Regions from separate parts of the Mus musculus genome. Here region 2 is linked to region 1. Evidence: chromatin loops called from intact Hi-C (ENCODE). Cell type or tissue: left cerebral cortex. All regions are shown on one strand. Each heading gives the region's core, and the rest is flanking DNA. Links, peaks and the distances in the headings are about the cores only. Region 1 overlaps Nsun7 (NOL1/NOP2/Sun domain family, member 7). Region 2 overlaps Apbb2 (amyloid beta (A4) precursor protein-binding, family B, member 2).

The links. Peaks named below come from ENCODE experiments on the same cell type or tissue, not always from the same donor. Only the 100,000 strongest peaks of a DNase experiment are listed, where the experiment ranks them.
Region 2: a loop joins it to region 1, with 3 times the contacts of the local background. A loop is called at or near these places in 19 of 42 quality-filtered maps.

The regions. Positions count from the first base shown.
Region 1 is chr5:66,262,121-66,265,039 of GRCm38, forward strand. It overlaps Nsun7 (NOL1/NOP2/Sun domain family, member 7), which reads left to right. Exons shown (of 13, transcript NM_001302833.1): 3 at 1,889-1,947; 4 at 2,371-2,501. Among named protein-coding and RNA genes, the nearest start is that of Nsun7, 3.7 kb to the left of the region's middle. In left cerebral cortex, for the core only: a CTCF peak has its summit at 1,427 (motif pointing right); a DNase peak (open chromatin) is centred at 1,448.
Region 2 is chr5:66,375,120-66,378,038 of GRCm38, forward strand. All of the region lies in intron 9 of Apbb2 (amyloid beta (A4) precursor protein-binding, family B, member 2), which reads right to left. Among named protein-coding and RNA genes, the nearest start is that of Nsun7, 120 kb to the left of the region's middle. In left cerebral cortex, for the core only: no CTCF peak of the experiment used is centred there; a DNase peak (open chromatin) is centred at 1,815.

The DNA of each region.
Region 1 (2,919 bases), core at 182-2,681:
TTATTTATTTTTATTTTTATTTTTATCTATATGGGTGTCAAGTTTCCTTCACCTGCCCAAAACATAGAATACATCGAATAAAATATAGCTGTTATTTAAATTGATATTTCAGAGTAAGAGTGCTATATAACTTTAGATATCTAAAGTTAGTGCTTCCTGCACCATACGGAAGGCTGCCAGAGGTGACTGTTTCTGCAGAGTCCTGAAGAACAAGTGCAACACTGGCAACATCGTGCACTGTTTTCCTGCACTCGGCCCTGCGACACACATCTTCCACGTCACAAGTCTGTTACATTGATAGAAATTATAGTTTGTCTCCAAAGCTGGTGGCTTAAATATGTATAATGTTTCCCAAAAGATTTTTTTAAGATTTATTTATTATTATATCTAAGTACACTGTAGCTGTCTTCAGACCAGAAGGGGGCTTCAGATCTCATGACAGATGGTTGTGAGCCACCATGTGGTTGCTGGGATTTGAACTCAGGACCTTTTGGAAGAGCAGTCAGGGCTCTTAACCACTGAGCCATCTCTCCAGCGCCCCCTCCCCCGCAAATATTTCCTATGAGAATTGTAGTCTCCACTTCAAAATTTGTCTTCTTTGGCTTTCTCATTTTCCAAATAAAGATTGAAATCCAGCATCTACAATATCACTAAGTTTTGTTTCTCATGAATGGTGAATGGATTAAAGTTAGGGCTTACTTCCTGTTTGCTGTACTAAAACATACATGATGTTTATAGTTTAAGTGTATCATAAAATACTCACAAACCTAGCGGGAGGGTCAGAAATATGTTTATCAGTTTCCACGCAGCACCTATGGAGTCGTTTCTCTGTTTTTTGCTGTTTGGACTACTGTCCTTATGCAAAACCTTACATGGCAACTCCTATCATTCAGGTCTTAGATTAAATATCTCATCTATGCCTTGATTAGTGCCAGATACTTAAGCTAAAATTATGCCTAATAAAAGAAGTGCAAAAGAATAGAGGAAGAGGGGCTGGTGAGATGGCTCGGTGGGTAAGAGCACCCGAGCCAGCTGCTCTTCCGAAGGTCCGGAGTTCAAATCCCAGCAACCACATGGTGGCTCACAACCATCTGTAACAAGATCTGACGCCCTCTTCTGGAGCGTCCGAAGACAGCTACGGTGTACTTACATATAATAAATAAATAAATCTTTAAAAAAAAAAAAAAAAAGAATAGAGGAAGAGAAACACTTCCCATCACAAGGCTAGCAAAAACCTTGATAAGTAACACCAGCAAGGATGTTCAGATAAACTAACCTCTCTCATAAGCAGAACAAAAACCCAGAACAAAATATTAATATTTGGTCATTTATATAACGTATCAGCAATACTTAAAACTGAAAAGAGAAAGATCATTTAACATTTCAAATATTTTTATGTACATGGTTGCGTATGTAATGCTATCAGAGGCCAGAAGAGGGCACCAAATTCCCTTGGAAATGGAGCTAATTCAGAGCCACAATTTGCGTCCTGGGAATCAAACCAGGATCCTCTGGAAGAGCAGCCAGTGCTCTTAACTGCCCAGCCACCTTTCCAGCCCCCCTATTGTTTAATATTATTAGTTATATCTTCTTTAATGTCTTTCAGAGGTCATAAATTAAAGGTTAGAATTCCTCTATGACGACTCTATTTATTCAGATAGTGATTTGAATCTATGTAGAACCTGAACCATAAGAATGCAGGATTCATAAAGATTATAACTGTTTCATCTTGTGCTACAATTATGATTTATTAGCAGTTTATACAATTATGAGGTGTATATTAGATATGAAAATAAATTTACAGCATTACTTAGAAAGTGTATATAATTTAAAGTCTTTCTTTTCAGATTTGATATTTTGGGTAGCAGGCTTTTCCCTTGTCTTTCAGATCAAGATATTTTGGAAAGTATATTAATAGATAGCTATATCTTCTCAAGTACCACAATCGTAAGTAAACAACTTTTAGAATTAGTTGGCCTCATTATGTTGAGAAAGTATGCAAACTCCCTCTGTAACTAAATAACAATTTGCATTACGTTGAGACATCTTTAAATATACGTTATTTTCTACTTCTAAGACTTGCATTTTGACCCTGGCTCTATCAACGTGACTCCTAATACCTCAAATTGTCTTTTTTGAGGTTTTCCTCTCAAACTAGATATTTTTTTTCTTTTGAAGACCTCCTCTATTTCTAAATCTAACCCTATGGTGTAAAAAACGATCATGTTCTTATTCTGTTATGAAAAATAACAGGATAAAATATTTCTGCCATCCATATTCACTCTCACACTTGGGAGGTCCCGAGTCGCACCTCAAGCCCTTGGGTGGGTTCCTTCAGCTTTCTTCATGTGCCTTGTTTCCCCTCGGTAGGCAAGTCAGCTGAACAGTCTTATCATTGTGATGCTGTATGACTTCCAAGACAGAAAATTCCAGCCCCGCATCCTTTCCGAGAATGAAGAGACCATACCAGAAGTTCAAGAAGTCGAGAACCTTCTAAACGGGTAAAAAAAGAACATGCCTGTGAAACCAACATCAGCATTTTGATTTATGAAATATTTATGTAATATAGTTTATAGATACCTTTGTCTCAAAAAATTATGGAAAAATATAAGTGTTTTGAGTTCCTTTGCAAACAGTCATGGATAGTTTGAATATCTAACTTTAAATCAAATTATTGTAAGATGTTGAATTGCATGATCCAAGGTATGAACATGTGGGGAATCGCCGGGCGTGGTGGCGCACGCCTTTAATCCCAGAACTCAGGAGGCAGAGGCAGGCGGATTTCTGAGTTCGAGGCCAGCCTGGTCTACAAAGTGAGCTCCAGGACAGCCAGGGCTATACAGAGAAACCCTGTCTCCAAAAAAACCAAAAAACCAAACAAAACAAAACATGTGGGGAATCATTACAAATGTCTTATAG
Region 2 (2,919 bases), core at 323-2,822, 110 kb after region 1:
GCAGCTTCATCTAAGACACATGGAAATATCACGGCAAGAATGAGTAGACCTCGCTGGGGGTCGGGGACTGCTACTTGCTGCCTGTACCCTCATTGTGCTCACTGCCCTTCATTTCCCCGCTTGCATCACTGGAGGGAAGCCACTGCCTCTGCAGGTGCTATGGAGGATTAAACTGGTGCATCTCTAAGCAGAGGCCTAGTACTACCTTTAGGATGGAAGAGCAGCAATGTTCACTGGGTCAGCTCTGAAGCCACGACGCTCAGATATAATCCCTAGCACTCTACTTAATTCCCCAGTGACATAGGACCAGTTACTGAGCTGCCCTGTGCCTCTGTTCCCTACACCAACAGAGACAACAGCAGCACTTTGGTTCTGGGGAACACTAAGAGTCTGAAGACTCGCGCCAAACATACAAAGCACTGCAGGCGATCGAGGGGCGTGCTCAGTGTGCTAGCTTTGATGAGCACTAGCTTCAAATGACCGACGGAATGAGCCACACCAGCTGGCATGGAGGTCATCTAAAAGGACTCATCCGGCCACTCACATAGCCTGTGGTCGGGGTTAAGTGTGATGATGCTCAATTCCAAGTGCTCAGATGTAGATCAGGAGAGTGGCTCTTCCCTCGGGCAGTCACTGCTCAGTTCCCAACAGCATCCTTATCTGACTCTTTAGGACAGTGGTTCCCAACCCTCCTAATGCTGTGACCCTTTAATACAGTTCCTCATGTTGTGGTGACCCACCCACCCCGGCCATAAAATTATTTTTGTTGCTACTTCATTAGAAATCTGCCAAGGGGGTCTCGACTCACAGGCTGAGAATCACTACTTTAAACATGCCCTCTGCAATAGCTGGTGGGCTCTACAAACAGGTCTGGAAATTGGAACTCATAGGGAAGGGCCCTGGGATATTATGGCAGAGGGGCATCCTGAGGTCTCCCTGTATCTGGAGTCCTTTAAGTGAGCATCTAGTGGATTCCTGGTCTACACACTGGGTATCCAGAATCCTGTCCTGGGACTGAGTCCCAAGCACTGCATAGGTCTTATTTCCTCGATGGGAAATGGACATGCACTGCTCTAATGACACTTCCTCCACCTCTCATGGTCAATACTGACTGGGATGCTCATGCTGCAAGGCTCCACTCACCAGTGGCCACTGAACAAGCTTTGGGAGAGGACAATTTAAACAATTCCTGCCCACCCAAGCCATATGGGCCAAGTCTAGAACTCAACAGTACTTTGTTTAACTGTTCAAAATTGAAAAGAATGTACATCATCATTATGGCTCTAAGACAGAAAGGGATATGGAGGTGGAAATGAGACTTTTTTATTTTCAGTAGGGACTATGGTCTCATGAATGCTAAGCTATACCCTTGACCCCAGAGAGACTTCTTAAACCCAACACCTGTTGATCTGATTTAGACTAGACAGATCTACTTGTCAAGCCTCCTTAGACAGAGTCCCAGTCAGACCTCTTCTCACCCGCACCCCACTGCATTTCAAGGCCCAGAAGGGCAGCTCCAAGGTCCCATGAAGCATCATCAAAAGTCACGTTGTAAAACTGACCACGGAAAGTCTCACAAAAGGGTGGCTGCCTGCCTCTGCTGCTGGAGACACTTGAGTGCCAGCCCAAGCCACGGTGGTGGCAATGACTGTCATAGCTCCCCCTCCTTCCTCACAGTGGCAGGAGGAGCCTGTGTAAGAGGAAGCCAAGATGCTCGCCTCCCAGAATCCTGCTTTTGTTCCTGCAGATGTGCAGCAGATCCCTGTGCGCCTGGGAAACTATTCTTACTCCCCGTAAGCGTGAGTGTATCTCAGTTTTGTCCCCGATGGAGTCTTGAAAAAGACAGAGAGGCAAGTTCTTGGTTGATTTACACTACAGATTATGTTTTGGCTGCAGAGCTGAAGAGGCTATTCGATGAGTAAGCACAGAGCAAAGCCACGACGTGTGTCAGAGCCCAGCACGTGAAGTGGAATGTTTTATTTTGCCAGGGAAAGCAGGGTGGCCACATGAGCTCTAGAGGAGACGCTGAGCCAGAGGAAAGAGAGGGCCTGGAATCAAGAGAGATAGGCTGTCTCCATCCTCATCTCCCAGCCTGGGAATGCATGGCCTAGTCAGACCTAGGGTACTCTGGGAAGAGGGGGACACTGCATAGTTCATCTTCAAACAGCAAGTGTATTTGCATTACAGAAAAAAAATGCAACAGTACAAGCAAGACTATTATTATTATTATTATTATTTTAGCCAATGTTTTACATGCTCTCTAGGAAGTGTCTGAGGCAATTCAGAAACTCTTTGATCTTCTACTCTGAATGTGCTTTGGTGGGTGATTCCACCACAAATGGCGCCCCCCTCCCGGGGTGGGGGGGTGTCTTGAATAACGACCCTCCTTTGAGCAGCTCAAGTGAAGAAGCCTTCACTACTTGGTAGGGCACAGTTTTCAACTTGCTAACTCACTTACAAGCCCTGAATGGTCCGTATGTCCTCAGCTGAAGTGCAGCAGAGTGATGCTTGTCCTTCTGGGCCCAGCTCTCATACTTTAAACAAGTGTCCTCTCTTGGTCCACCCAGTGCCTTGACCTCTTGCCTGTGATCTCCCTATGGAAGGCCTCAAAGGGTTTGGGGTGATGGCTCCATCAACAGCGTCTATGTGTAAGTCTCAGGACTCAGCTAAGAGCTTAGGTGTGGTGGTGAACATCTGTAATGCTAGTGTTTGGGAAGCAGCTCCCTGCCTGTGCACTGTTTATCCAGCCTAGCCCTATTGATGAGCTTCATTAACAAGAGACTGTGTCTCAAAAAACCAAGGGGAGAGACACGAGGAAGATACCTGACGCTAAGCCTTGGCCTTCATCTGCAAGTGTGCGAGCATACACACACACACACACACACACACACACACACTCACACACACACACACACACCT